Linked DNA regions of Mus musculus: all the other regions are linked to region 6. The links are chromatin loops, found by intact Hi-C in ENCODE. Cell type or tissue: left cerebral cortex. All regions are shown on one strand.

Region 1 (5,000 bases), 160 kb after region 6:
GCAGAAGAGTTAATACCTGGCTAACTATCCCTCTCCCAACCTTATGCTCTGAGAGAGCTGCCACAAAATACCCACAGCTATTACTGTTCCAGAGAAACCTGCCATGTCTTAAGGAGAGGGGACCTCTCTGAGAGACCCCCTGCTTCTCCTTCCCAACTCAGGTTTCTTAGACGAAACCACATGTAAAGCTCAAATGTATCCCAGAGGTGGCCCACACCCAGTGAATCCCCGGGGAGCTGAATTAGAGGCAGGGCTGCTGAAAGTCCATTCTCTGCCAAGGAGGGGTCACCAGGGCAAGAGGACTGGACTTCCGAACGCTTTGGGTCCTTCGCACTTCATGGTCTCAGGGGACACAGCAAGAGCAGGCTAGATGTGGGAATGGAACCAGAACCTTATTTCATTCTTTTAACATGCTGCTGATTCGCAGGTGCTGCACCCTGGAGAATGACCTGGCGCAGAACACCCACCTGGAGACTGGGTGCTGTAGAAACCTGCATCGTCTTTCCCCAAGGCAAACCAGCTTGGTCTAGTCAAGAGTTTGGAGTCAGAATAGTTGTGTGGAAATAACTGCCTTTTGTCCCTTTCTTTTCAAGGACTGCTCTGGTACAGTGTCCTCGGGGTCTGTTCCCTGCCCTGGCTGAAGAGTAGTCCACAATTGTCCCTGACTAGCACGGGATTTCCCATGCCTCTCAGGTAGGGCTGGGTTCTCTTGGGTCAGGTGGGGCCAGGATGCACAGCTTAAGCAAGCGTCTCATACAGAAAAGCTTGTTCAGAGAGAGTTGCTTCTCTGCCTCAGGTAGACCCCTCCCAGTCTCCTGCACAGGGACTCAGTATTCATGTTAAGTCCCACAAGGAACCAGAAAAAAAGGCTGGGGAAATCTGAACAGAGCAGCCACTGCCTTGGGTCAGAGGGTACCTTATTAGAGAGCAAAGAGAAATCTGAGGCACTGGCCCAAGACAAGGGGCGCTGCTCACCGAAGAGGCAGGTGTAGAGCTTGCAGGAGGGAACCAGTATGATCCCGTACAGGCCTCCCAAGTGCAGCAGGACCATGAGAATGATGTTCCTCCAGACGTACTCCAGCTTGGGCGGGGGTCCCTCCTCATCCTGATAGGTGGGGTCGTGAATATCTTCTTTCATTTCAGGACGGATGTCTTCTTCCAGGTGGAGGGGCACCGTCTTCACCTTCTCTCGTTCATTTCCGGAGGGAGGTGCAGTGATGGTGGTGGTGGTCGTGTAAGAACTGGAGATCTGCAAAGAAAAAATTCAGTCGGGGGAGGCCGATCTGTGGGGCTCTCTCTCTCTGTCTCTCTCTGTGTGTTGTGTGTGTGAGAGAGAGAGAGAGAGAGAAATAGGAAAGAAGAATGAAACATTTATAGCCTCAGTAACACACAAAGGGATCCCCGTGTAAGTTATACAAGTATCGGTAGGACGGGCTTTTCTTTAAAGCAGCGGTTCTTAACCTGTGTCTCACGCTCAGCCCCTTTGGGGGTCAAATGTCCCTTTCAGAGGGGCAGCCCAAGACCATCGGAAAACAGATATTTACATTACGATTCAAAACAGTACCAAAATTAAAGTTATGAAGTAGCAACGAAATCATTTTATGGTTGGGGGGGAGGGGGTCACCACAACATGAAAAACTGTAGTAAATAAAGGATCGCAGCATCTTGAAAATTGAGAACCGCTGCTTTAAAGCTAAAGGCACGAAAGTTGGGACTCATCTGCCCAAATTACAATCTACACCTCTCAACCAACCGGTCACGTCAGAATTCGAGAAAGCCCAGTAGTCCGGAGAACTCTCAACTTTCTCCTCCCGGGACCAGTCACCTAGCTGCGTGGCCAGTGCAAGGAGCGAGGGCCGCTTCTGGAAGCTCACCTCTTGGAGCATGTGGGCCGGCATGATGATAGTCAGTTGCTCGCCTCACTTTCCCAGTGCTGAGATCGAGCGTGGACTTCGGTTCCGGAGCCCGTTGGTGTAGGCGAGTGGCGGAACTGCGCTTGGAAACCTGCCCTCCTGACTCTCGGGATGGGTGTTCAGCCCGGTCTGGCTGTGCACAGATCTCCCTGGGCTGGGATTTTAAAGGGTAGAGCAGGCGATGGGATGACCGTGTTCAGTATTTCCTCAGCCCCCTTTTATCGGCTGCCAGCAAAGGGTAAAGAGCGCAGAGATAGCTAGCCAAGGAAGCCAGGCGTGGAGGTGAGGGAGGGAGGGAGGGAGGGAGGGAGGAAGGGAGGGAGGGAGGGAGGGAGGGAGAGAGAGAGGGCGGGACCAAGAACGGGAAAGAAAGCCAAGTAGATTCCAGAGTAGACCTTGGAGGCGCCGGGATGCTGAAGGCATCAACAGGGCGCGCTGCTCCAACCCCCTGCCTGGGGATAAATGCTAATGTGCCTCCTGTGAAGCCCGTCTTGTCATTGGCCAAAGAGAATTTGGTGCCACCTTGTCCTGCCTTTTCCATTGGCTAGGCGCAATCTGCTGTTCCCTCTGCCTCTAGCTTCTCGCTCTCTCCTCCCCTCTTTTTCTCCTTATCCTCTTTGCTGTGGGCTGATGGGTGACTTTTCTTTAAGAGCAGGATAACGTGATTCCAAGTAGGAATTGTGTGCAAGCCTAGGACTTTGGTCTGGCGCTTAGCAAATGGTTCACTGGGGAAATCGCATCGAAAGAAGTGAGGAAGACACTGGCTACCGCCACTCACAACTCGGTCTAACTTCACATCTACCCCCACTTCCAGGCACCAGCAAAGAGAAACCCCGGGAGACTGGGATATGAGGGTGCGCCCAGGGCTCTGACCCGGGAAAACAATAGTGTATCCCTTCAGCCAGCATCCGGTTGCTGCTGCGTTCTTGACAGCACACGCTGAGTTACAACTGCACTCACTCATTGGGCTCCGTCTGCCGGGGACCGCCTCTGCTGGGAGCCAGAGCCCAATCCTAGCTGCTTCTCCTCAAACGGGACGGGACGTTTGAGAGCTCCTTAGATCCTCACGTTGAGATTCCAAGAAAAGGGACTAAGGAATCAAAGGGCCTGAGTGTGCGGTGCGAATAGCAAACAGGCACTTTGCGATCCCTAAGAAGTCTCAAGAATTTCCTTTTTGTTGAACCCACACTGACCCTGAGCAGTAGGTATTCCTTGGTACTTACTGTTATTGGTTTCTTTTTAGACAAGGTCTCTGAAGCTCTGACTGTCCTGGAACTCACAGTGTAGACCAAACTGGCCTCAAGCTTCATAGATCTGTGTCTGCCTTTGAGCTGGGTCCAGCTCCTCGGTCTTTTTAAAAAGGAAGTGAAATTTAAAAGAGTTGAGGTTACCTGTGGTCACGCTTAGCCAGTGTATGGTGGAGCTAGGAATTGAGTATCAGATGAGTGGCTCAAAGGTAAAGGCAGGCCTGGCATGGTGGCGCATGCCTTTAATCCCAGCACTCAGGAGGCAGAGGCAGGCGGATTTCTGAGTTCAAGGCCAGCCTGGTCTACAAGGTGAGTTCCAGGACAGCCAGGGCTACACAAAGAAACTCTGTCTCAAAAAGCCAAATGCAGCCTGGTCTACATAGTGAGTTCTTTTCTTTTTTTCCTCTTCTCGCTTTTCTTCTGCCTGCCTGCCTGCCTGCCTGTCTGTCTGTCTGTCTGATATCAATGGCTTTGCAGCCTACTCTACATAGTTCCTTTCTTTCTTCTGAAAAAAAAATTTAAGATACGGTTTCTCTATGTAGCTCTCACTATGTTGGAATTTGCTTTGTAGTCCAGGCTGGGCTTCAAACTCAGAGGTGTGCCTGTCTCTGCCTCTCAAGTGCTGGCATAAAGGTTTGTGCCACTAAGCCCAATTTACAAAGCAAATTGTAGATCATTCAGGGTTACATAGACCTGTTTGACAATAGCAGCAGCCAGGTTCTCCTGGGAATTTCCCCTATTCCCTCATTCTGCTCTTATCCCCTAGATCTGGGGATATTACCTGGACTAAACTGTAACACACGTTTGCCAGAAAAGACAAGGGCAGACCCAAGACAGCATGCAGTATAGGAGTCCACTACCTCTCTCCAAAATCAAGCTGCTATGCTAGTGAGAAAGCTTTGGGGCCCCAGAAAACGTTGGGTAAGAGAGAGTTGATTTCAGTGTCTCTAACTGGAGTGGAGACATAGTAGGGACCGGGTTTGTCTGTAATCTTATATGACTGTAACATGGCACCCACTGTAGACTTCAGGAGCTTCCAACCGAGCACACACTAAGACTGCATAATAGGAAAGAAAACTGTGGAAAAACACACGAGTTGGTATCAGGAATTATTAGGACAGTGACTAGCTAGAACGCCTAAATAAATACGATTTGCTTATAGTATATATTTTAAATGTTTATTTTTATTTTTAATTATATGTCTCTATGGGTGGGTTACATGTGCCCAGAGGTATGAGAATCCCTGGAGCTGCAATAACTGGTGGTTGTGAGCTGTTTGACATGTGTGCTGAGAACTGATCTCTGGTCCCCTGCCAGAGCAATGAAGGACATTTAACTACTGAGCTGTCTCTCTCTCTCTTTTTTTTTTTTTTACAATATAACTTACAACTCTCAGCACATGCCTATAATCCCAGCACTCAGGGGGCAAAAGCAGATAAATCTCTGAGTTCCAGGCAAGCCAGAGCTACCTACATAGTGAGGTCCTTTCTCTAAATAAATCAAATTTTAGCATTGTAATTCAGCACATGTTTTAGTGCAGATGAAGGGAAAGCAGAAGGTAAGTTAGAGATGAGGACGGGCATTAGAGCTTTCCTCTGGGTACCAACGGAGTCTTTAAATTCTAAGAGATTGAAAAGAGAGCAAGGAAAAAGTAAAAGTCAGGTCCCACTTAGCCATTTTAAGTAAACACACAGACCTTAGCAAGAATCCATAGAAACGGAGGCCGCTCGTAGAACTGGAGGGCACTCATAGAAACGGAGGCCGCTCACTCAGTCCCTCTCAAGCACGCTGGGCCCATTATTCCGACAAGATTGTACATATTGAGGGCAGGTCCGGGAAA
Region 2 (5,000 bases), 170 kb after region 6:
ACAGACGCAAACAGCCTGTCAAGTGGGGTAACCGTTTAGGGAAGGAGAGGCCTTCTAGACAGAGAAACCCCTAAAATTGGGCAGGGTGAGCAAACAGGCTCGAGGAGGATGGAGCAGCATTTTAATGTTGTGTACTATGATCTTAGCTCTGTGACTCTGTGACAACCACCTGGGTGCTACCTTTGTTCTTTAATCCTCAGAAAAGTTGCTAAGGTTGGGGATCCTGTGGCAGAAAGGTACCAGAATCTAAGTCTGATAATGCATGCAGGGACTTTGCACGTTTTTCTTGCTACATGGTTCTTCCAGCCACAGAACAGATCTGCTAAGTACAGTTGAAAGGAATTACCAGTCCCCCCCCCCCCCCGCTTCTCTTGCTTCTCCCACCACCCAGTGTCCTATGGACACACTCCAAACAGACCCCTTTGTCCTGACCCCTAAGTAAGGGACAGTCTGAAAAGTCTAGAAAATGTCTTCTCCTCTGCTTTCCAATCCCTTTTGCCTCCCTGCCCAAGATGGGAAAGGGAAAACCCAACCAGGTCCACAGCTTTGCCTTTGGAACCCAAGGCACAAGTGAATGTAACTGTGGTGCGTTTCCAGGCCTTTCGTGCTGTTCCCTGCTAGGGTCTGGCTGGATTCCCTTTCAAAGACCAGGATTATTTTCCTCTTTCTTCCCAAAGGGGCTCTGGATTGGCCATGTTGTTGGCCTCAGACAGGCTCTTGCAGTCTCTGTCTTCTGTTAAAACAGTGGAAGGTTTGGAGTTTAAGGGGGACCACTGAGGCAAACTTCTTTTGGGTAAGAGATTCATTAGAAGAGTATTAAGGCCACAGGCAGACAGACAGACAGACAGACAGCATGGTGGAGGCTCCCAGGTGAGTTCAGTCCCCAAGGTAAACAGACAGTATGTCAAGGGGCTTTGATGAGAGAGAGAGAGAGAGAAACCAGGCCCTTGCAGCAGAAAGTTTCCAATCATGTGGTTAGTGAGTAGCCCACAGCTCTCCGAAGCCAGGCTGTCAAGTTCCTGGGTGTTAGGAGGCAAGGAGGGGAATTCCTTTGGAGCAACGTGTGCTGCTAAGGATGCAGAGAGAAAAGGTCGCATTTACTAAAGGTGTACCCATCATACAGGTGGGGATGCGCCATTTTCTGAACCCCTCTGGTGTCTGGGAGTCCGGCAGCCTGGGATCTGTAAACTTCCTTGGGAAAATGGGTATAATAGGTGCTTGGGGAATGCCTGTTAGTGGATTAGAGAGCCACAGGTGGGCTCTCCATGGGGGTGGGGGTCAAGAGCTCAGCCTCACCACAATGCTTCCAACCTTACAGAACACCTATAGAAACTCAGAGGGGGTTTGCGATCTGTTGGTTCCCAGGACAATCCCAGCAGCCCTGCATTCTCTTCCCTAACACTCTCTTCACAAACCTTTTTTCCACAGTCAGGTAGGTGCCAGCATATTCTTCCTGTTGCCCTATAATAACCTTGCCCTCTGGGCCACCTGGCAAAGCGATGGCTGCCTGTCATCTACTTGGTCTTGCTCGTGGCAGTGACCTCATTGTTGACTCTGCTACCGGGTAGAGTGATCCGAGAAACTGGTTGTCCAAAAATGGTGTGAGACCTGATGCTGGCCAAGCCACCTGTTGCCAAGTCAGGCTGGTGTCTGGGCCTGGGTCAGGGGTGCTGAGGCTGGCAGGCATCCACAGTTAAGGACTCTAAGCAAGAAGGCATCAACGATGTAGGAAGAGCCAGAGTGGACTTGGTGAGAATGTCTGGGTGTCCAGCGTCAGGGTCCCATTCAGGGAGGGGTGCGGAGATTATGCTCTGATTGCTGGGAAGGTATTGGCAGAAGGCAGGGTGGTCAGCACAGAAAGTGGGGGGTAAGGAGTGGCGTCTCCCTTCAGAGGTCGGAAGCAGGTGGTCACTCCCAAGAGCGGAGCCTGCCAGTTTTCCAAAGGAGGCCGCAAGGAGAAGGCCTGTATCACGGAGCTCCAATTACAGGGAGAGCCACTGACCAGCAATGTGTACCTGAGGCCACACTCCCCTTCATAGCTCCTGACCCAGAAACAGAGAGGCCAATCAGAAAGCAAGCCTAGTCCTGGCGGATACAGGACACCTCTGGTGGCCGATTTTGACTCGCTAAAAGTTTTACAAATTCCCACCTTTTTAGGCCACACCACAGTAATTCACCAACTCCCTACTCCCATCTCCCTCGCTCAGGGATAGAAGTGAGCATCTGAGCCACTGACTCCTGTGAGCTCAGCCCCACCTCTTCTCCAGAAGGCTTGCAAGGTAGTGTAGTTTCTGCCCGCTTCTCAGAGGACCCAACTCCACCCAGAGGGCTACCAGACACCTCGAGTGACCAATCCCTGGGGGTTAGGATCTGTTGGCAGAGCCAGACAACAGCTTTCAGCTACCCAGAGGGAAGGGGATGGGGGGGAGAATTGGTGCCAGTTTAGGACCCCTTTGGAGGAGAGCCATAGTGGGAACAGAGGTAGGTCCTAGGGACCTGCTGCCACCTGGTGGCCATACCGGGAAAAGCATCATTAAGGTCTTCTGTGTGAATTAAGCAGATGTTTTTCCTTTTTATCACAGTCCTGATACTGAAGATTAATTCCATGGCGAGTAATCTCTCTGAACCCCAGTTTCTTCTGACCACGAACACTGACCCCATGATATTCTATGAATTCGAGAGGTGGGCCTGAGAGACAGCTCGGCATGTAAGGTGTTTGCTGCACAAATATGAGGCCCTGGGTTTGGAGCCTCAGTGGAGTTGGGGATAGGGTGTGTGTGTGTGGGGGGGGAGAGTTGTGAGGCTCCTGGGGCACACCAGTTGTTCTAGTTCGCTTTCTATTGCCGTGATAAAGGCCATGGCCAGAAGCAACGTGGAGAGAAGAGGGCTTATTTGGCTTACACTGGTCACAGTTGATCATTGACGGAAGGAGCGAAAGCAAAGGCTGTGGGGGAAGCTTGGCTACTGGCTTGTTCCCCGTGGTGCACTCAGCCCTGATTATCACACAACGCAGGACCACTCGCTCAGAGGTGGCGCCATATCCAGTGGACTGGGCTTTCTCACACCAATCATTAAGCAAGAAGACAGCCCACAGACCTGCCCAGAAGCAATCCGATGGAGGTAATTTCCCAACCGATGATCCTCTTCCCAGGTGACTCTTGCTTGTGTTGGGTTGACAAATACAGACAAAACAACCAAGACACTGGCCAACCAGTTTAGCTGAAAGGTGAGCACCAAGTTCAGGGACAGGCTCTGTCTCAAGGAGAAAGTGTAGCCGTAGTGACAGCCTGTGCCAACTTCTGACTTTCACGGCCATCCCGTCCACACATACACACTCTTGTGTACAACACACACACACACACTCACTTGTATCCAACACACACTCATTTGTATCTAGCACACACCCACCCACTTGTATCCAACACACAAATACAGATACTTGTATATAACACATACATGGACACACATTTGAATAACACACACACACACAGATTATATGAGAGTTAACTGAGATAATATATTATCACATGCTTGGCCTCTGGGTGCTAAGTGCATGACAGGCATGCTTGCTTTGTTTGTTGTCTCTTTTCTTTTCTTTTCTTTTCTTTTCTTTTCTTTTCTTTTCTTTTCTTTTCTTTTCTTTTCTCTCTCTCTCTCTCTCTCTCTCTCTCTCTCTCTCTCTCTCTCTTCCTTTCTTTCTTCCCACTTACAAAGCTCACCTCAGTGCCATTTCCCTCCAGCTCCATTCCCATTCCTGTGAATCTCTGGGAGCTGCTGTCCCTCTCACTCTGGCTCTTGTCACACTCAGCACACATCCTACCACAGTCCTCCCCCTCCAGCTGGAACCTGCAGAGAGGAAGCCATGAGGAAGCCATTCATAGGATGTCCCCACTGTCTGGAGGACGCCACAATGGCCTGCCGAGCTGCAGAGGAATCTCTGAGTCTAGGATCGAACAACCCTCAAGTCTCAGAAAGACAGACTGCTGTCCTGCCTTAGGCAATTGTTTTCCAACTATAACAAACATCAAATGTTGCAGAAAAAAAATAGGCAGAGCTGAAAAGCACCCGGAGTTGCCTAGAAATGACCACTGCTATTTTCAAATTTATTTTATCCTGGTTAGACTCCGCTACACGGTAGGTATATGTGACAATACAGTACGTGGTAAATACTTTATTATGACCTTGGATATCATTCCAAAACACAAGTAAGTCTTCCAGGATCACTCCTTTTGAAACTACGTCGTAATTTATTTAAGCTTTTTTTTTTTTTCATTGTTAAAATTTATCATTGTAAGAGAAGCTGTTGTCAACAATGCTGACTGAGTCCTAGATCTGGGATTGGAAGGTGGAAGAGACGAAGGGATAAAGAGCCACCATTTCTCAATTCTCAAACAGAAACCGAATCTCTGGGTGTTTTTGCCTGCTTGTCTCATCCTTTCATGAACGTCTGTCCCTTTTCCAGGTTCTAAGGAGATAACCCAGTTTCGTAATGGAAATGAGGCTGGTTGCAGACCTGGAGGGAAGGATCTGATGCAGGTATCTGGGCTCAGCTCGGCTCATGTTCCTGTGACCACGAGGGCTCCTGGCTGCCTCAAGCCAACCTGAGGATCCCTAGAACTTGGTCTGCTCTCCTCTGCTTGTGGGCACAAATTATTTCTGAATCTCGGGGGAGCTCGGTTTTCCACAACCCTCTCCACAGGGCAGAAAAGGGGTGCATGACCCGATGGTGCATACCTATAATCCTAAAACTTGGGAAATTGAGGCGGGAGGATTGCTGTGAGCTTGAGGCTGACACGAACTATATATGAGCTTTTGCTTAGCTGGTCAAGAGGCAGCCTGAGTCTGGGGGTCCTCACTCCACACATACTGTCTGCCCCCATCTGTTTTATGGCATAATAGCGTAAATAAATTATAATTTAGATAAATAGACATTCATCTAGGGTGAGACATCTGCAGAAAAAAGAATCGTTCTTAAATTGTGATTCAGGTTGAAGCAAATT
Region 3 (5,000 bases), 120 kb after region 6:
GTGGTGCACACCTTTAATCCCAGCACTTGGGAGGCAGAGGCAGGCGGATTTCTGAGTTCGAGGCCAACCTGGTCTACAGAGTGAGTTCCATGATAGCCAGGGCTACACAGAGAAACCCTGTCTTGAAAAAAAAATTAAGCAAAGTTGTCCTGAAGCAGTGATCCACAGGGTCTGCCCTCCCCAGACTCCTTGAGTTAAAATGAAGACACTCTAGATAGGATGCTGTGAACAAGACACAGGCTTTCTGCTGTCCAGGCTGTTGGCGTGGAGTGAGACCCCAGGAGGCTGTCGGGGTGAGCCAGAAGGATCTGAGTACAAATGGATGGAACTTGAAAATATTCTGAGTGAGGTCACCCAAAGGACATGCATGGAATGTACTCACTTATAAGTGGATATTAGCTGTAAAATACAGGTACCACACTCCACTCCACAGACCCAAAGAAGCTTAAACAGGAAGGAACAAGGGAGGAAGCTTGAATCTCACCTAGAAGGGAGAATTAAATAGCCATAATGGGCAGATGGAGTGGTAGAATTGAGAGAGAGGGGAGATGGGGCATTCAGGATCAGGTGTGGGGAAGGACAGGAGAGATGGCTAGATGGCCATGAAAATGAATGGAAATCTGTGACTGACAGGGATGAGGATGTGGGGGCATCTCCAGGATGAGACAGAGACCTGGGATGTAAGAGGTATCTAAGAACTGATAGGGGTGACCTTAGCTGTGACTCATTACACTGGGGGTATGGGACCTGAAGAGGCCACCTCCTGTAGCGGAGCAAGAACCCCAGTGGAGTGATAAAGACACCAACCCACTCACAGAACTTTCAACCCAAAATTTATCCTGTCTACAAGAAATGCAGGTATGGGGGATGGAGCAGAGACTGAGGGAATGGCCAACCAATAACTGGCCCAACTTGAGACCCATCCTATGGGGAACACCAATCCTAACACTATTAATGACATGCCACTATGCCTGCAGACAGGAACAAGTTGTCCTCTGAGAGGCTATACCCAGCAGCTGACTCAGACTGATACAGACATCCAAAGCCAAACAGTGGATGGAGCTTGCGGACTCTTATGGAAGAATAGGAGGAAGGATTGGGGCCCTGAAGAGGATAGGAACTCCACAAGAAGACCAACAGAGTCAACTAACCTGGACCCTTGGAGCTTAAGAGTAAGTCTGAGCCACCAATCAAGGAACACACACGGGCTGGACCTGGGCCTCCCTCACATACATAGCAGATGTGCAGCTTGGCTTTCATGTGTGTCCTGGACAACTGGAATGTGGGCTATCCCAAAAGCTGTTGCCCGTACGTGGGATTTGTCTTTCTAGCTGGGCTGCCTTGCCTGGCCTCAGGGAGAGAGGAAGTGCCTAGCCTTGCAGAGACTTGAAGTGCCAGGGTGGAGGGAACTTGGGAGGGGGCACCACCTGCTCAGAGGAGAAGGGAAAAGATTGTGGGAGGGGGTGACTGGAAGGGGGGCAGTGAGCAGGATGTAAAGTGAATAAGTAAAGAAATAAAATTAAATTAAAAAGCCGGGTGTGGTGGCACACGCCTTTAATCCCAGCACTGGGGGGGGGGGGGGGGCGGCAGAGGCAGGCAGATTTCTGAGTTCGAGGCCAGCCTGGTCTACAAAGTGAGTTCCAGGACAGCCAGGGCTATATAGAGAAAACCTGTCTCGAAAAAAAAAATTAAATTAAAAGCACCCACCGGACACAGGCAATCCGGGTGCTCAGTACAGCCCAGGATCACGTATAAGGCTTACAGCAGTCTCGAAGGCAGGCAGGTGACTGTCTCCGTTTGCTGTCAGGAACAGGAAACATTAGGAGACATTTTAAATCATCCCACAGCGAGGAAACTGTTAATTCAGGACACAAACCCAGATTTGACTGACGCTGAGGACAGCCAGGTCCTGTCCTGTTTCCCTCCCTAGGATACACTGAAGGGGACAAGGTGGGTCACAAGGCCACTCACTAAATGGGCGTCAGGGAACTGAACAGGCTGCCCTCGGCTTTCCCATTTCTTTGTAAACCACACATCAATATCATCTGGTGAGATTTTAGGAAGATGTGACCAGGTGCCTCCCCACATTTAGGAGTCAGACTTCCTTGGGATGCAATCTGGAAGTCTGTAAGAGAGTTCCCCTGGCGAATGTATGGGGAGCCAATTGGAAGCATCCCATGAACAGGCTGCCGAGAGTGGGAGTGGCTTCCTTCATTGAAAGGGTCAGATGAGGGAAATTCTAAGGAAGGTCCGTGGGCATAAAGCCGGCTAGCTTCCTTCCTCAATCTCCCCCTTCTCCTACTTCCCTGCCTGGTTCCTTCAGTAATGAAGTTTTCCTGTCCCTTGTAGGCAGGACAAGTGACACTTGGAACAGCAGCGCCGCACAATGGAAAGCAACAAACACTACAGCGCTATGCGCATCGCAGGATGGCACTTTAATAGAGCATGGGGCTGCAGGTGCCCACGTGTCCTGCAGGGGGCAGCACGTCCCTACGTGTTTACGTGCTGACCAGGTTGGCCTTCAGGATAGATAAGCCACTTCTGTGCCAGGTCAGAAACCACAAGCTCCGCGTTCTGAAACTAGAATACTAGCAGGCGAAACAAAAAGGAGAAGCCTGCTACAACCAATGTCTGTGCCTTCCTGGGTAGGGTAAAAGTATGGGTTTCCCCGGCCTCTGTGACTTTAAAAACAAATATTTGGGCTGAAGAGATGGCTCAGCAGTTAATAGTATCTGCTGCACTTGCAGAGGTCCCGGACGGATGCCCAGAATCTCGGTGCCGCTCACAACCATCTGAAGCCTCAGTACTAGGGATCTGATATCCTTACGTGTAGGCAAAACACTCATATTGATAAAATAAATAATTAGCAACAACAAAGATCACATCGACAGTTGCGCCTCCTCTCAGGCACATCTTGGGAACAGTTATATTTGTGCTACACGTGAGTCAGGCGTCCTGATGACATATGGGTTGTGTCACTGTGTCTTCTAATTATACACCATTTGCCTTGACTTCTGGCACAGTCACCCTGCTCCTGTCTGCTTTGCACTCCACCCCCTCGTTTCACACAGACACACTTTTTTTCAAAAGTTGTCTGATATTTAGGTAGACACAGCTCTTCCAGTGCCATGTTGAATAACGGAACTAAATTGATGCAGCTAGAAATAATATTGCTAGCGTACATATTAACACCCCTACCAGATTGCTTTCTCTTCTCTTTTTAAACTTAAATTGCTTTCATTGATATAATGATTGCACTTTATATTTTTGTGATGGTAATGTACACATTGTGTGCTGGTTACGTCAGGATAATTAGCAGACCATCACCTTCAAGCAGTTTTTAAAATTAAGTCATATTTATTTATGTAGGTGTGTATGTGTGTGTGTGTAGGTGTGTATGTGTGTGTGTGTGTGTGCGTGCATGTGCCTCCATATACATGTAGTCAGAGGATAACTTTTAGGAGTCAGTTTGCTCCAGGGATCAAACTCTGCCAGATTTGGTGGCACCCGCTAAGCCCTCATGCCAGCTTGATTTGGTGGCACCCGCTAAGCCCTCATGCCAGCTTGATGGAATGTTATTATTTCTTCATGTTGAATAAATACATTGAAATCCTCCCTTCTCCTTGGTTTTTTTTAAAGATTTATTTATTATTATACATAAGTACACTGTAGCTGTCTTCAGATGCACCAGAAGAGGGCCTCAAATCTCATTGCAGGTGGTTGTGAGCCACCATGTGGTTGCTGGGATTTGAACTCAGGACCTTCAGAAGAACAGTCCCTTCTCCTTGTTAGGAGACAGACATATCGGTACATTTTCTTTTCATCCCAGTGAGCCATAGAACCCCAAAACTTACTGTTGTCCGCACATCAAACCCACGACCAGCCTCACCCTAGCCCTCCTTCCTTCCTGTTCTCCCCAGCTTCTCACCAGGACTGTTCTCAGCTTCAACTCTCAGCTATCATTCAGCATTTTTAGATTCCACATCTGAGTGAAATCATAGCTTGTGTCTGCCTAATTTTACTTAATGTAAAGACCCCCAAGTCCACCCACGGTGTTAAAAATGGTGGGCTTTTCTTCCTTTTATAGCTGAATGGCATTTATGACTGAATAGCATACCACAGATTCCTTAGATAGTGCTCCTCCCATGCCCATCTGGGTTGACTGGGTTTCTTTCTTTTCTTTTTTTAAAAAATTAGATATTTTCTTTATTTACATTTATTTTTGTTTTGTTTTGTTTTTTGAGACAGGGTTTCTCTGTATAGCTCTGGCTGTCCTGGAACTCGCTCTGTAGGCCAGGCTGGCCTCAAACACAGAAATCTGCCTGCCTCTGCCTCCCAAGTGCTGGGATTAAAGGAGAGCGCCACCACTGCCCAACTTTATTTACATTTCAAATGTTATTCCCTCTCCTGGTTTCCCCTCCAAAAACCCCCTATCTCCACCACACCCCCCCCCCACCAACCCACTCACTCCTGCTTCCAGGCCCTGGCATTCCCCTACACTGGGGCATGAAGCCTTCATAGGACCAAGGGCCTCTCCTCCCATTGATGACCGACTAGGCCATCCTCTGCTACATATGCAGCTGGAGCCATGAGTCCCACCATGTGTACTCTATGGTTGGTGGTTTAGTCTGGGGTACTGGTAAGTTCATATTGTTCCTTTTGACTGGGAGTCTTATCTACTATGAGCAGGACTTCAGTAAACTCAGGAGTGCAGGTGTTTCTGATAGTCTGATTTCATCTCCTTTAGACAGAAACCCGGTCAAACTCTCTCCTGGTACTTCTACTGTCTCCTGTAAAGGCCGTGCTAGTTTGAATTCTCACTAGTAATGTGTGTGACATATGTGTGTGTGTTTGTGTGTGCATGAATGTGTTACCGAGCTACCTCCTGAACCTCTTATTTTTAAGATTTATTCTGACTTTCTACTTATTTTATTTTTAGTTGCAACGCGTGTAAGGCTTGAATATGTGTGCACATAAGTGTAGGTGCCTGTGTAGACCAG
Region 4 (5,000 bases), 300 kb after region 6:
TCTAAAGACAAAAGCTGTGACATACTAGGAAGAAGACTTGGCACTCAGATGGGAACATGCTTCCATTCCAAGTCCACCTTCTTAAGGCTTCCATCGCCCATGTAAAATGGAAGTAGTGGCATGTCTAATTCAGGCTTATTCTGAGGACTGAGTAGAATCTGAAGGGTCCCAGTGATAGTGCTCTCCTACCAAGCTCCTCAAGGATTTCTTGCAGCCATTTCTGCCATTATAAAGGAGAGGATCAATGATCCTCTTTTCATTGCTCTTGCACAAGACAGCCAAGAAACCTACGAGCAGAGCATCCAGCTCGCAAGAGCCACGAAACCTGCGACACCCAATCAACACCCAAGAGCCATGAGGAGAGATCGTTCGTCATCCTCCTTGTTGGCAGAAGAGTGTGGTATTGTGTAAGCTTGCTGTCCTAACAAAAGCCAAGGGAGGGAGGAATCAATGTCCATGGGTTCAAAAGGAGACCTGATACAGGTAGTCCTGGCTTGTGCAAGATAGCTCTATCACCTGCACGCTGCCTGATACTGCTGCTGCTGCTGCCACTGCCTAGTAAGGTGAAAGTGGTTAGTTCTCAAGTCCCTTTGACCAGCACGACCTCCTCTGAAACATAACTCCTGTTCCCCATACTTCTCACCCCCATGATCCCTGAATTGCACACACCACCCCTAGGACCCTCTATCAGTATATCCATCAGGGTCTGACCTGAATACCCACTCATAGACCCAACATAGTACCTGCTGGAGACAGAAAGAATTCCTTTGTGTTTCAAGTCCAGAGAAGGGTCCCTGAAATCAATCTCAAATATTTCCAGGGTGGCATTTGTGCTAAAGGAGGCATCTAGTTGCTGAGCAGATGTTCCTAGTCACATGGAAAGGAAAGAAGAGGCAGCAAATGAGCAACAATGTATGCATGGGAAAATACTGGGTACTAATAGGTTAGGGAGCGGGGAGGAAACAGAACAGAAGAGAGATAGGAGCATCCTTTTCTCTAGAGGTAACCGCAAGGAAAGCATGAGGTGCCGCCCTCAGGCCCTAGTCCAAGGCTGTTACCAGGTACCCAACCTGACATAATCCTACAGCTGTCTCTCATGGTCATTAAGGAATTCTAGATACTGAGTTTTCCTTTGATGGCTGACTTCTAGTAGCTCCTGGTCTGTCGTGTCATCGTACCTGTGGCCAGATACACAGGGTACTGCCTGGCCGGGCTCCACGCTTGGACAGCTGGCTTCTCAAGTTCTTTCAACTTCATGGTTTCCGGGAAACATATATGACCTTTGGCCCACTAAAAATAGAAATAATAATTAAAAAAAAAATCTTAGGGCCAGTGATCCAGGGAGCGTCTGTGGACACAGAGATGGTCTCTCTTCTCTACAAGATGAAGTAGTCCAGCAAAAAACAGAATGAGAAAAACAAGCTCATCTGACAGTTCGCTTACCCAATGGCTAAAACTGATTATCTAAACTCCCAAGGTCTTTAATCAACATTGGTTACTACAGTTCTACCGACAATAACCATCAAACTAGGTAATTTCTCAGTGACGTTGCCTGATTCCCTTGGTTTTAAATATTGTATCTGTGCCAGGGAACCCTGTATTTATGTCATTGACACACATCTGTCCTCTGAGTACCAATTCCCAAGGGAAATGGATAATTAAATATTTCTAGCTATAATGTACATCTATGATCCAAGCATTCAAGAGGCTGAGGCATTAGAATCATAAGTTCAGGCAAGCCTGGCGTGGACTACATACAAAGTAAGAACTTATCTTAATATATTTAAAATTATAACATTCATAGATATGTGTGTGTGTTGCCTGCATGTATGTCTGTGTACCACACGGGTACCTAATGCCTTCAGAGGCCAGAAGAGAGTGTTGGAGCCCCTGGAACTGGAGCTACAGATGGCTGTGAGCTACAATGTGAGCGCCCCGGGAACCCAGCGGGTGCTCTTACCAACAGAGCCATCTTTTCAGACCCTTTCCTTTTGCGGGAGGGGGCGCATGGTCTCCCGTAGCCCAGACTGGCCTCAAACTTGCTAGGTAACTGAGAATGATCGTCCTGTCTCTACTTGGCAAGTGTGAAGCCCCCACACCGCATTCATTTTAACTCTGTGATTTCCACTTCTAATGTATACTCAAGGTCTCATCCTCACGGGCCAGCGAAAGGGCTGAAAGGTAAAGAAGGACACTTAGAACTATTTGTGACCTGCTTGAGCAACCCAGTCAGGTCAGCCTCACCTATAAAAGCAGGCGATAATAGTACTTAATCTCTATTGTACTTTCCAGCTTGAAAAAAGCTTGGGGCTGTCAGTTAAGCTTGTTTCTGGGAGCTTCTAAACTCCTGAAGCTCCGCTTTATCAGTGACCAGCGAACTACACTATTTCGTCACCAGTGCCACCTGCTGGTCAGAACCATCCTGTACAGAAGCGCAGCGACCAGCAACAGCGCATTTGCCAGGCACAACTAGAAATTTCTATAAATTGTTACTTTGTTTTACATAGAAAACAGCCGGCTAAGCCGCAATGTAAACCCCGTGCTTTTAACCATTATATTAATTTAAGCAAAGCTTTCATGACGTGCTTAAACCATTGACAGAAGGACGGGAGAAATGCTTTTTTTTTTTTTTTTTTTTTTTGGTTTTTTTCGAGACAGGGTTTCTCTTTATAGCCCTGGCTGTCCTGGAACTCACTTTGTAGACCAGGCTGGCCTCGAACTCAGAAATCCGTCTGCTTCTGCCTCCCGAGTGCTGGGATTAAAGGCGTGCGCCACCACGCCCGGCTGAGAAATGCTCTTTTCATCCACTTTGCTCTGAGGCATCATTTTATAAGAAAAACCCTCGTTAGGATCAGAACAGCCAGAGCAGTGGCGGGCTGATAGGGTCGGGGAACCACTATCAGGGAGGACGACCCTTGGCAGTCCAGTCCTTAGGGAGAAGGTCAACACGGCTTCTCGCCTGCTGACTGCCATACAAGGCGCTTGACGGTCAGTTACCACTGGCCAGGGCACCGCGACAGTGTGCAGGCTGAGGGCCCGGTCAAGTCAAGGCTTGGGGGGCAGTCGGAGGCGCGCGCAGCGCTGCTGGACCTCGGCGGGGTTGGGGACACTGTGTGGCAAGGGGAGCGGGACCGGGTCCAGCTGGGGGGATTCGTACTGGTGCTCCAGAGGCGTGGCAGCCCGGGTGTGGTCAAGGCGAGCTCCCCGGCGTCCTCCCGTGGGAGGAGCGGTGCTCCGGGACCCCAGACCCGCAGGGGAAACCCACCTGTTCCGAGCGCCCAGGTCAGGGGTCACAGGCGACCGCCTGGGCCGGTCCTGTCCCAACCAAGGGCGCACCGCGCTGCGGACGGCGGCTGCCGAGGGCCAAAAGTCAATTTGCCCTGGCCACAGCTGGCGACCCACTCCCTCTGCTCGCCTAGCTGAGCTCCTCAACACTAATCTGCACCGAGAGCGATAGCGCAGAGGTTTCCCAGCAGGGCCTGCCTCACTTGCCCTGGGATTGCACAGTTCTAGCCCCCACACCAGTACATGCTAGTCTATTCTATTTGAGTCAGGCTCCTGTGTATAGAAAGGGAAAACACTAATTCAATTTATTATGTAGTTATTAAAGTGAGGGAAGCCCATGAGCTCTCAGTGTGATCTATTTAGCTAAAAAGCAATCGAGGTTGTAAATAGTAGTGGTGCACACTGGAGCCTACTAGTAGAGGGTGTCCACAAACTGATTAACGGCTGTGTGTGGAAAAAGAGACAACTGTGAACCAGGCACTTCATGGAAGATTTCAGGCACATGACATGGGCATTACTCCTTGGAGCTGAAAGAACACTAGGTGATATTTCAGCAAAAAGGGGGGCCAAAGCAGCTAATGGGCATGCTGGCATTTCCCATACAGTAAGTCAAAGAGACTGATCAAGAACAAGTACTGATAGATAAATTGTGGAATACCAATTAATTCTGCGGTTAACAGGGAATTACTGAAAATTATTGGGTCAGAGGCACTAGTGGCAATTGTATTTTGTATCTGGCAGTATGGATCCCTTTGGAGAAAAAAGAGAGGAAGGCAGGGACCCAATTACAAGAGGAATAGAGCAGCCCAGGGACCGGTGAAGAAAGTCAGGATTAATACTGGTGACTGAAGGAGAGCTGCCCTGGCTCTCCTGACTGAGAAAGGAAAGGATTCAAGACAGCCGGGGCCCAAGAGCAAGGGAGACCCGGTGTCGCTGATAACAGAGTTAAAACCTTGAGGCAGAGGAAAAGAGAATGTGAAGATATCACAGATGCTTTTCAAGTTGAGATAACTGTGGAGGTAATTGTGGCAGGTGAAGATGCCCAAGTTGGTTCAAAAGTGCCACTTGATGCATGGTGAGTTCTACCCGGGTCACCTCTGAAACTGGGGTGCCCATTATCTGATGGGCAGTTCTGAAACCAGATAGACACCCATGTGTGGCACCATCTGTGCCAGGACCATTCTTGCTACAACTAAACATTTAACTTTTTTTTTTTTTTAAGTGTCCTATCACAGGTGAGCCGGTGATGGGGGTGGAGTTGGGGAGTGAACAAGGTCTGAGCCTTAGGAACTAGAGGTGTGGATTGGCTGAGAGTGCTTGCTTGCCCTAAGGCTTGAAACCCTGGTTTTATTTCCCAGCACTAGAGAAACCAGTAGTCGTGGTGGCTTCAGGGTGGAGGGTCAAAAGTTCAAGGTCATCTTCAGGTACCCAAGCTACCCAGCAAGTTCAAGGGCACCCAGGGCTACAGGAGATTCTCTCTCTTCCTCTCTCTCTCTCTCTCTCTCTCTCTCTCACACACACACACACACACACACACACACACACAGCTGAACCTTGGAAAGTACTCCCAAATTAGGGAATAAAGCAGAAGTACCAACCACACTGATGGAGCATCACAAAAGAAATCGCACTAAAGTCCTAAGGTTCAAGTCCCAGCACCCACATTGCAGCTTCTAACTGCCTAACTCCAGTCCCAGAATATCCAACATCATTTC
Region 5 (5,000 bases), 50 kb after region 6:
CCATGGTGACCCAGACCAGTGTGAATGGGCAAGCCACAGATCTATGAAAACTTGATTACAGTACCAGAGCTCCGAGTTATTATCTGGTAAGCATCCTGGAGCTGGTGGGCAAGGCTGAGCCATTGTTCCAAAAGGGACTACAGAGGCGCCTGTTGGGGAGGGAGGCCCCTCTCAGCTTTGCTCTCTGTTGGTGGTAGCCATTTCCCCTCCCACGCGCCTCTGGAAATGCAAAGACCGGATGGAGTTGCAAGTGGTCGGCGCTCTAGTGGCTTTCCCACTTTATGTACCTCTCCGCGTCTTCCTGCCCCGGTAGCCAACCCCCACTGCTAGATTGGGTCTTCTCTTCCAGAGAAAGCGCTGAAGCGCCCCCGTGGCAGGGTGGGGGCTGGGTGGAGGACCAGCGGGGGATGGGTGAGAAGCCAGGAGCAGAAAAAGAAGGGAGGAGGGGGGGGCGGAGCTGGAGGCAGAGGGAACAGCAGATTGTGCAGAGCCAATGAGAGCAGCAGGACGAGGTGGTACCAAATTCCCATCGGCCAATGACTAGCCAGAGTTTACGAAGGCCTCATTAGCATCGCCCCCCTCCGCTTGGCTAGGGATGGGACAATGCGGTGTTGGTGTCTGCAGTATTCTGACTCCTGGACACCGGTGGCTGCAAGCTGCGATTTTGGCGTCCTCTCATTTTCTATCCTTATCTCCGCCCGCGGCTGCCCTGGCCAGCCAGTTTTTGATTTTTTATCTGGTCATTGATCAATATAACGAACCTAAGGATATACAGGACATTAATACCCCACTGCCAGCTCTGGCCCAGAGCTTGTACCGCGCAGCGGGCTGCAGAAACTTAGTCATAGCACCCTTTGTCGCTGAGGTCTGAAGCTCGCTGCACGTTCTCATCCCTGGGAACGTGACCCCAGCATCCGACGCCAAGATGCCGGCCCACATACTGCAAGAGGTGAGCTTACACCCCACCCCCCACCCCCTCCTCAGGTTGGCGGTTGCAGATTGGACTTCTAGGTGGGTGGCTGTTGAGGGTTGGAGAGAGTTCAGAGCAGCTGGGAGCATTTAGCCATCATTTCCGAATTGCTCAACCTTGATAGATTGTTTCTGGACCGGGTGATAACCGGATTTTTACTCAGTACAGTTGATTGTCCCAACTTGTGTTTCTTAAAGTAAAACCTGACCTCTTTTCGATATGCGCAGATTTTCCTTTGTGAGTTGCTAAGGGTGCTGCTAATAAAGCGTCCTTTCCTGCCCCTTCATCATAAGGCTTATTCCCGATGGCCTGCACATTTCCGTGTTCCATTGGTGCGCTCTACAGTCATGCAACCTTGGCACTGGGGTATGGCCGTTATTGCATCTCTCCCGCAGTTATATTAGAGGGAAAGTAACCCCTGCTGCCCCCACGCGTCTGCAGTCCCTAATTCTCCACCCCCTCTCATTGCAGATCTCTGGCGCTTACTCAGCCACCACCACAATCACAGCGCCACCTTCTGGGGGACAGCAGAATGGAGGCGAGAAGTTTGAAAAGAGTTCTCACCACTGGGGAGCAGATGTTCGCCCTGAACTAAAAGATGATCTATATGACCCCACCTATCAGGATGATGAGGGGCCCCCGCCCAAGCTGGAGTACGTCTGGAGGAACATCATTCTCATGGCCCTGCTGCATTTGGGAGCCTTGTACGGGATCACACTGGTTCCCTCCTGCAAGCTCTACACCTGTCTCTTCGGTGAGCAGCACCCCTTGTCTTGGGCCAATACTTCAGATTTCTCCTTGATCTTTAAAGAGGTGGCCTCTGGTCTCTGACCCAAGGCAGTGGCCCTTTCTTTTTGGTTCTTGTTGGACCAGCTGGACTGGGCAAAGAACCTCGTGGTGTTAAGAATGGGGGGAGGGGGGAACTTGAGTCTTGAGAGTCTCATAACATTGATGCAGAGGTCTCTGAGCAGGCTTTTCTGTATGAGTCACTTGATGGCACCTGTCCCAGCTTTGCCTGCCACAAGAGAAGCAGGGCCTGCCTCAGAGACGTCAGAGCCAAGAGCTAGACCACGGGCCTAGTGGGTAACCTGTTGAGTCCAGTGAGGGGACAAAGCCATGGGATGCTGTTTTAGGCAGAGAGAACAGAGGGTAGGTTATAAGCCTAACTGTTTGGACTTCCTGCCTGGCCAGACTAGGCTGGTTTGCCTGGAGAAAGATGACGAAGGCTCCTGTATATCCAAGTTCAAAGGTGTATGGTACCACGATTTGGTACAAGCCAGTCAACAGACCATTCTTAGAATAAAATAAGATTGCAGGAAGGTTTTACCTTCTATTCAGCCTTCTGCCCCTCTTTTCCTGTCCACATTGTGCTGTGGCACTTTTCTCTCCACACCTAACACATACCTCCTGAGCAGGAAGAGAGCCTGGAGCAGCCACAGCCCAACTGTGATGAGTGTGCCCCTGTGCCACTGACCTGCCTAGCTCAGCTGCCCAGGGAGCCATGGGTAGTGCTGCCCCCTAGCGACACGCATGTGCTTTGCGGGTGGTTACACAACTGAACATTGAACCAGGAAGGAGGGACTGCATCTATAGTCAGGGCCTCTTGCTGCTCTCAGAGAAGCGGAGAGCAAGGGTTTCTTTAGAACAATTGATTTTCTAGAACAGTATCTGCATGTAGGTACTAATGGCAGGTCTCTTGCAGGACAGTGTATAGAAAGGCTGGTTGTCTCATTGTTGGCTGTCTCTCTGCCTCAGTCCTCCTAGGTCCTATAAGTGGTGAGATTCGATTCTTGAGAGTTTTCCAGGTACCAAACTTTTTCTCCCAAGACAAGGTTTCTCTGTGTAGCCCTGGCTGTCCTGGAACTGGGTCTTTAGACCAGACTGGCCTCCAACTGCAAGATCGGCCTGCCTCTACTTCCTGAGTTCGGGGATCAAAGGCGTGTGCCACCACCACCCAGCTCCCACTCATAGTCTTCACATCTTTGTCAAAAGTAGGAATGGAATACTTCTTTAGAATAGTTGTGTGCCCTGCCAGCCTTTTCCTGACTCGGCTGCTTTAAGAGTCTTTTGTACCTTTGTGGACTCCGTAACTCTGGAGCCGAATAGGTGCTTTTGACAGCACAGAGAGATTTTACAAAGCTCCACCCCCTCCCCCTCCCCCTCCCCATCCCGATTCTGAAGTTAAAGCTAAGAAAGAGATAGTTCCTACCCACCATTGTGAACACTTTTCTGGCAGACAGGGGAGGGATCTAAGTCTCCTGTTTGCTAGACGGAGAGGTGGACTGAAGAGGCCTAAGACTGCCTAGGTTTGTGTGTCCTGTGTGGTTGTGCGCACAACCACACACACACACACACACACACACACACACACACACACCCCTCTACCCCATCATCTGAGTTTTGATCCAGTCTACTTGGGTCATCTGCAGCATAAGCCCTTGGTGCTCAGCGAAGGGCTTTGGCTCTGCCCAAAGCCATCCCGTGATGCAGGGCTCTGGTTACCCTAGGATTTTTCCAGATAGGAAGGCCTTTCATCCGTGGCTGGTCTCCTGGGATCCTGTAGGAGGTACGGGAGTTGGGAAGGAGGAGAGAGGGGTCTCAGGAAACATGTTATCTGACTGCAGAAGGACGCAGCAGTTGGTGCAATGTGGGGTGTTTCCAGTAGCAACTAAGTTCTGTAGTCTGTGAAGGTCCTTTGTTTCTTGGTGTTCCTTGGGAGGGAGCCAGTATTAGCCTATTCTACCAAGGCCCCTGCTCCCTAGTTCTGCAAATAGGGGGAGGGTGTCAGATGTCTGTACCGCTCTCTGTCCCAGTGAGATATCAGGACTGTCACTTCTTGAGCCTTTCTGCTTCAAGGACAGTGAAGCAGTGTTTTTCTGCCAGCTTTGAGCATCTAACATTCTGCAAGGACAGGACCATGGCCAGGGAGAGAAACAAGACGAGGGAGTGGATATGCAGATCTTAGGGGCTGAGTAGTAGAACGGAAACAGGTGATGGCGGATGGAAAACTCACCTTCGAACAGTAGACAGACGACCTTTTCCAGAATCTGTTTCTTTAATAAAAGTGCTTGGTACAACTAGTAGTACCTTGTTCAAGGTGTGTGGAGAATATGAGAGTATTAGTACCCTTGGTAATGTTTGCGCCACTATGCAAATCTGACTTCCCGTTATGCTGCTGTGGTGTTGAAATGCACCTTTGCTAAAAGCCTTGTGTAGAGTTAGCTATTCAGTATGCCACTGCTTGTCTTTTCCAGTTAGCCATTGCCCAAGCTGTTCTGGCTGGTGCTTCAGAACTGCCCTTGGATATGGGTTCTAAGTTGAGGAAATGCAGTTTCCTGACCAGAAATCTTTAGAGGACTGCTAGAGGTCAAAGAACATTGGCCCTGGGAATGAAACCCAGTGATAGCCAGACTCGTGATGACCAGTGGTACCAAATGTTTAAAATGTATGAAGTTTCTACAAATCAGTGCGCCCCAGGGCTGCAGGGAAAACCAGGCCTTTACCCAAAGGCTAACTGAGAAGCTGACGGGTGCCAGGAACCTGTCTTTGGCATACTTCCCTTATGGATCTTGGCTTGTTGGTGACACCCAACTTTCTGGTCCTACAGCGTATTTGTACTATGTAATCAGCGCCCTGGGCATCACAGCCGGGGCTCATCGCCTGTGGAGCCACAGAACATACAAGGCACGGCTGCCCCTGAGGCTCTTCCTCATCATTGCCAACACCATGGCGTTCCAGGTAAGAAGTGGGTGCTGTGGCTGTGTCTCCGCCCAGGGGTGGGTAGTCAGGGATCAAGGTCTGGATAGTTGACTAGGACAGCCATTGTTTCTACTGCTATGTGGTCCCCTAGAGTGAAGATCAGTGCTGAAGTCCATATACCATAGAGTCACTTGTAAAGGGAAACAAGAAAGGGTCCCCATGTGCCGGGTCACTTTTCATCTTAGAGTCCCAGGGGTGTCACACAGCTTGGCAGTTGTGGGTCTTTAGTATAAAGGGCACACAAGAGCTGAGCACTGACTCTGGTTTCTTA
Region 6 (5,000 bases):
AGTGTGAGGTTTATGACTATCTTAGGTCAGTGAATCTCCGTTGCATACGACTGGTTTAACGAAACAGCTGAAAGATGCAACACGGGTTGGTTAGTTTTCATCAATTAGTTTTCATCTTCCTCAGCTGTGGACGCTGTATTCAACAAGCAAGTGGTCCGGCAATGTGCCCACCAGCATGAGAGAAGCAAGTCTGGTAGGAGGGTAACCCACTGACTCATGAGTCAATGCGAGACCCACTGTAATTCCAATAGACCTCGGAGTGATGGGGGCACAGGAAGGAGAACCTCCTAGATGCTTCCTGGCTAGCCACCTAGGAGTAGCCGGGCAAGAGAGACCCTGCCTCAAAAACAAGGTAAAAGAACTCACTCCCAAAAGTTGTCCTGTGGCCTGCACATGTGTACCCCTTGTGTATATGTACCCCATATACACCACACACACACACACACACACACACACACACATTGCTACTAATTTTTAAAAACGCTACAGCTGTGGAGTTCCAAGGCTTTACTGGGGAAGCTATTACTGTTGTTTCCTATATGTAATATATCCATCGAATTGCTTTCTGAACAACTAGTTTTGCCCATAGATTAGTGTTGCAAGATATTTGATCACACCGTGAACCCTGAGATTGTGTAATTTACTGGGGGGGGGGGGGGGACTGCTTCTAATCGTGGTGTGGCTCGGCCCTAGCACTCATCTTTAATCCAAAAAGCTTTCTGTAAACAGCTTTAAATAAAGTCAACCATAGGTCAAGAGGCAGAGCAAGCAACCAGTTGACAGGGACTGAACATAGGAGAAAAAAAAAAGAGAGAGGGAGAGGGAGCCAGGAGGACGGATGGAGAGACGCATTAGAAGTAGAAGGGAGGGACATTCAGTTTGAGGGGGTTTTGAGAGGGTGTGGAAGAGAACTTGCTCTTTTGGGATGTTGGCTATGGAGGAAGGTCAGCTGGGTGCTTTCTCTGCCTCTCTGAGCTAGCAGACTTTCACCCCAGCATCTGGCTCCAGAGTCTTTATTGGTAAAATCGAACATTTGAGATTTTGTTAAAAGTGACACTACATGCGGCTTTGGTTGTTGGCTCTTTTACAATGGCCAGCAGTAAATTCGGAGCCTCACAGTTCCTCTGACACTGAAACTGTGTGACTGTGACAGGCGCGGCCCTGTATGCGACACCCACATCAAGTTTCCCAAAGCCGGGGTTCTCGGGGAAGAAGATAGAACAACATTAGAGCCTGAGGGAAAGGCTAGGGTGGACGAGATCACTGACTTCCAGGCCTTTCACCGTTGCACTCTTGAAGTTACAGCAGCTCTGATTACCTGCAAAAGATCTATCCAGGATTGTGTCTGTCACCACTGGACATGCCTAGGAGAGGGACTCATGTCCCCTTCCCTGGGGATATATGATCAATCTCTTCTTTCTCTCTCTCTCTCTCTCTCTCTGTGTGTGTATGAGAGAGAGATCTCATGATCACGTAAGCAATTCTAATGAAATTTGTTGACTATATAAAAAATAAAAATGAAATTAAAAGACATGAAATTAGAAGGGGGCTGGAGAGACAGCTCCATGGTTAAGAACACTGCTGCTCTTCCAAAGGAAGAGAGGGGGGAGAGAAAAGGGACCGAGAAAGAACAAGAGTGGAACAAGAGAGGATATCAGAGACCATGGGAAGACTCAGAAAGTCTGCCATGAGTGTCTCGGCAATAGCTACCTATATAGACGCACCAGTGGCTTTTTACGTTATATTCCTCAAAGGACATAATTTACAGCAGAGTTTGAAGACCAGGTAAGGCCTACATTTTTTAACGTGGTTTAAAAATTGAAATCCCGTGAGCTGGTTTATTTTCCTTCTCTTAAGAGAATCTTCTTTTGTAAATGAAACGGTAAGGTGGTTTTAAGAGGCTGTTTTGGTTTAGGGATGAGACTGGAGTTCCAAGCCACAAGGTTACACACATTCCAGCCTTAGGGAGGCATATTGGTGGTTTTTCAACATTGTTGTTTGAAATGTCTTCTGGACAACACAACATCTCTACAGATAATTCTGTTTATTAGTTGTGCTGAAGGTTCTTGAGAAAGGCAAACCAGATCCCAGAATCATTCTCTTCTGTGTTCCCATGATGTGACGGGCTCTGTTCTACCATGCCTTCCCTGCCGTGACCCTCCATCTCTGAAACTGTAAGCCCAGATTAATCCTTCCTCCTTGAGCTATTTCTGACAGTTACTTGGTCACATCAGTGCAAAAGTACTTACTACAGAATCTTTTGTTTGGTTGATTGTTTGAGACAGGGTCTCACTATGTATCCAAGGCTGGCCTTGAACTTGCAGAGATCCACTGCCTGTATTTCCCCAGTGCTTGGATTTATTAGATTATCTTAAACATTAAACCACAGCTGAGTTTTAATGGTCTACCCTATTACATTCTCAGCTCAAGGGCTGCTGGGAAGTCTCCCTGTGGCGAAATGGTCGGTGTGCAATGAAGTGAACAGGTCTCGAGTGTGCTTTGGTTCTGTCTTTACTACAAAACATGGTAAATGTCACAGTGAGTGTGAGTCCAATTTTTGTGACTATATTAACTTCCTATGATGCAGGCAAAGACTTATTTTGCTCAGTGAATTTGGAGCAAGGGACTCCGATAATGATCACAAGGTCCGAGAAATGGAGAGTGTGCCTTGGAGTTGCTGGAGACAAAAAGAACGTTCTTCTTGGGACAGACAGTCAGGTTGTTCCACCTCATTCCCCTCCCTAGGCTTCTCTATCTGAGCTATAAAGGAGTAGGAGGGCTGTGCTGACTCCTGGTAGGTCTGGGCCCACGTGAGGACCTGCTCATCAACCCAACGAGGTTCTAATTCTGGGTCATTCCTCATAGGAATCAGTAATATTTCTGGTCAGAAAAAGGAAAGTGGTTTCTTTTAAAATGCCAGCAGAGGGCGCAAGAATGCTCGTAGGTCTTATGAACTCTTAGAGAATTCTAGATGACCTAGAACACACACACACCGCCTCCTTTTACTCTTGATATAGCCATTTTAAATGATGTGGACTTTCACAAACCAAAATTAGCCATTTTGATGTGGACAATGATACAGATCAGAATCACAGCCCCACACACTCCTGGTGTGCTTGAGTTTTCCAACAATCTGCTGGTCTTGATTCCCCCGAGGGTTCGGTCAGTGCCCTGATGATATGCAGGTCAGAAACCGCCCTACTGGGATCCTAGCAATTCTATCCTGCTGAGTTTCTCTCCCCATTCCCATGAAGACACTGGTATAAGCTACGGTAACTGTAAATCACTTACTTTTCTTCTAAAGTAAAACCGATAAAAAAAAAGGGGGGGGGAGTGAACAGCGCTATGGTATTAGTACACTCACAGTGTTGTAGAGCTGACACACCTACTTTCAAAACATGCCCTCTCTCCAAAGAGACACTACACCACCTGACCACTGGCCCCTCTCCTCACTCACCTTCCAAGCCCGCTCCCCACCGTTGGCAACAGCACGCTCCTTTTTCTCTGGACTTACTGCGCACTTCACAGGGACAGAATCATACAATCTGTGAGTGCCACATCTGGCTCTCCTCTTGAAGCGTGTTTTGTACAGCTGTTGACAGCGGAGCACCAATCAGCACTGAAATTCTTTTATTTATTTTTTTTCTTATTAGCACCCCATTGTGTGTGAACAATGCTCTTTATCCGCTTCCTCAGAGTTGCCACATTAGCTAGCTGCCCTGACATTCATCTGCCTCTCCCTCCTATCCCATGATAAGAGCCCGTGATAAGAGCCCATGATAAGAGCCCGTGATAAGAGCATAACTGGCCTTTCTTGGGTTCTGGAGATTTGGAACCAGGCCCTCAAGCCCCAAGGACTTTATCCACTGAGCCAGCTCTCCAGCGAGCACAGCCTGTCTTTTTTTTTTTTTTTTCCTCAATCTTTTTTTTATTAGATATTTTCTTTATTTACATTTCAAATATTATCCCCTTCTCTAGTTTCCCCTCCGAAAATCCCCTCTCCCCTCCCCCCTTTCCCACAACCCACCCACTCCTGCTCTTCCTGGCCCTGGCATTCCCCTATACTGGGGCATAGAACCTTCACAGGACCAGGACAGCCTGTCTTTTTATCCCGGGGAACAGTCTCCTTCCTCCAGTTAACCCGGTTCACAGTTGCATTTGCATATGTTTGCCTCTGCCCATTCTACAGATTTTAAGATGTACAGCCACTCCTGGGAAGGAGTGGAGATCCCCGTACTTTTGGCCAAACTGTAAATAGATCCATTTTCTTTTTCCAATGTCTATTTCCTAATTCCTTGGAGAAACAGGTATATCCGTTTCTCCCCTCCTCCCGACTATTAATAAAACACCTGACCAGACAATGAAGGAAGCTTTCCTTTTGGCTCGCATAGAAAGCTATGGCAGGGAGGCGCTCCAGCTCTGTCAGCAGGAGCATGAGGTGATAGCGTATCTGAAGTCTGGAAGCGCCAGCGTTCAGCAGCCTGCGACCTCCTCTTGCCTTTTCTTAATCTAGTCCAGATCCCGGCCTGTGTCAAGATGCCACCCACATTCAGGGTGGCTCTCGCCCTTCTCAGTTGGCCCATTCTGACACACTCAAAAAGGTGTATCTCCCTGGTGGTTCTCAATCCTGACAATTAAAATTAATCATAATGAGGAAAGTGAGGTGGTAATTTTATGGCCCTGTGCAACTGGCGACACTGCTAGGTGCATTGTCGCACCATTACTGATTTGGGTGTGTAGCAGGAGCGCATCGGAGTGATCTTGCGATAAATTCTTCAACCTTTCATGGGGACGCCAACTTTTTTCCCACAGCGGCTGAACCACTTTCCACCCCCACCATCAGTGTTTAAGCGCACTCTTGACGTTGCCTCTTTGCATTGTCAAAACTGTCCCAGGACCGGTCTCTAGACTCCTTACCCACCGAGGTACAGGCTGGGAGAAGCCGCCTAGCCTTTTCTCGTTTAAGGATGTTTACAAGAGATCACTCCAGAGTCACTAAG

What was found. Peaks named below come from ENCODE experiments on the same cell type or tissue, not always from the same donor. Only the 100,000 strongest peaks of a DNase experiment are listed, where the experiment ranks them.
Region 1: it touches region 6 in a loop (2.1-fold over the local background); 12 of 42 quality-filtered maps call a loop at or near these places.
Region 2: it touches region 6 in a loop (2.5-fold over the local background); 13 of 42 quality-filtered maps call a loop at or near these places.
Region 3: a loop joins it to region 6, with 4 times the contacts of the local background. A loop is called at or near these places in 8 of 42 quality-filtered maps.
Region 4: it touches region 6 in a loop (3-fold over the local background); 4 of 42 quality-filtered maps call a loop at or near these places.
Region 5: it touches region 6 in a loop (4-fold over the local background); 39 of 42 quality-filtered maps call a loop at or near these places.

The regions. Positions count from the first base shown.
Region 1 is chr19:44,405,512-44,410,511 of GRCm38, forward strand. Scd1 (stearoyl-Coenzyme A desaturase 1) reads right to left here and starts at 2,198. Exons shown (of 6, transcript NM_009127.4): 1 at 1,875-2,198; 2 at 976-1,249. The coding sequence starts at 1,898. In left cerebral cortex, a CTCF peak has its summit at 1,970; DNase peaks (open chromatin) are centred at 2,006, 2,420 and 2,834; H3K4me3 peaks cover 2,298 bases; H3K27ac peaks cover 1,269 bases.
Region 2 is chr19:44,416,700-44,421,699 of GRCm38, forward strand. No RefSeq gene overlaps it. Among named protein-coding and RNA genes, the nearest start is that of Scd1, 11 kb to the left of the region's middle. In left cerebral cortex, a CTCF peak has its summit at 2,510 (motif pointing left); a DNase peak (open chromatin) is centred at 2,500.
Region 3 is chr19:44,361,232-44,366,231 of GRCm38, forward strand. No RefSeq gene overlaps it. Among named protein-coding and RNA genes, the nearest start is that of Scd4, 30 kb to the left of the region's middle. In left cerebral cortex, CTCF peaks have their summits at 2,430 (motif pointing right) and 2,632; DNase peaks (open chromatin) are centred at 2,409 and 2,970.
Region 4 is chr19:44,542,523-44,547,522 of GRCm38, forward strand. Sec31b (Sec31 homolog B (S. cerevisiae)) reads right to left here and starts at 3,326. Exons shown (of 26, transcript NM_001033343.1): 1 at 3,266-3,326; 2 at 1,179-1,290; 3 at 744-867. The coding sequence starts at 1,257. In left cerebral cortex, a CTCF peak has its summit at 2,410 (motif pointing left); a DNase peak (open chromatin) is centred at 2,406; H3K4me3 peaks cover 800 bases.
Region 5 is chr19:44,293,463-44,298,462 of GRCm38, forward strand. It overlaps Scd2 (stearoyl-Coenzyme A desaturase 2), which reads left to right and starts at 214. Exons shown (of 6, transcript NM_009128.2): 1 at 214-949; 2 at 1,442-1,724; 3 at 4,578-4,708. The coding sequence starts at 926. In left cerebral cortex, CTCF peaks have their summits at 592, 1,492 (motif pointing left) and 2,489 (motif pointing left); DNase peaks (open chromatin) are centred at 529, 1,434, 1,948, 2,484 and 4 more places; H3K4me3 peaks cover 5,000 bases; H3K27ac peaks cover 5,000 bases.
Region 6 is chr19:44,243,024-44,248,023 of GRCm38, forward strand. It overlaps Scd3 (stearoyl-coenzyme A desaturase 3), which reads left to right. Exons shown (of 6, transcript NM_024450.2): 6 at 1-993. It also overlaps a transcript of Pkd2l1 not described here. Among named protein-coding and RNA genes, the nearest start is that of Gm35183, 27 kb to the right of the region's middle. In left cerebral cortex, a CTCF peak has its summit at 2,920 (motif pointing right); DNase peaks (open chromatin) are centred at 2,971 and 4,443; H3K4me3 peaks cover 1,370 bases; H3K27ac peaks cover 1,507 bases.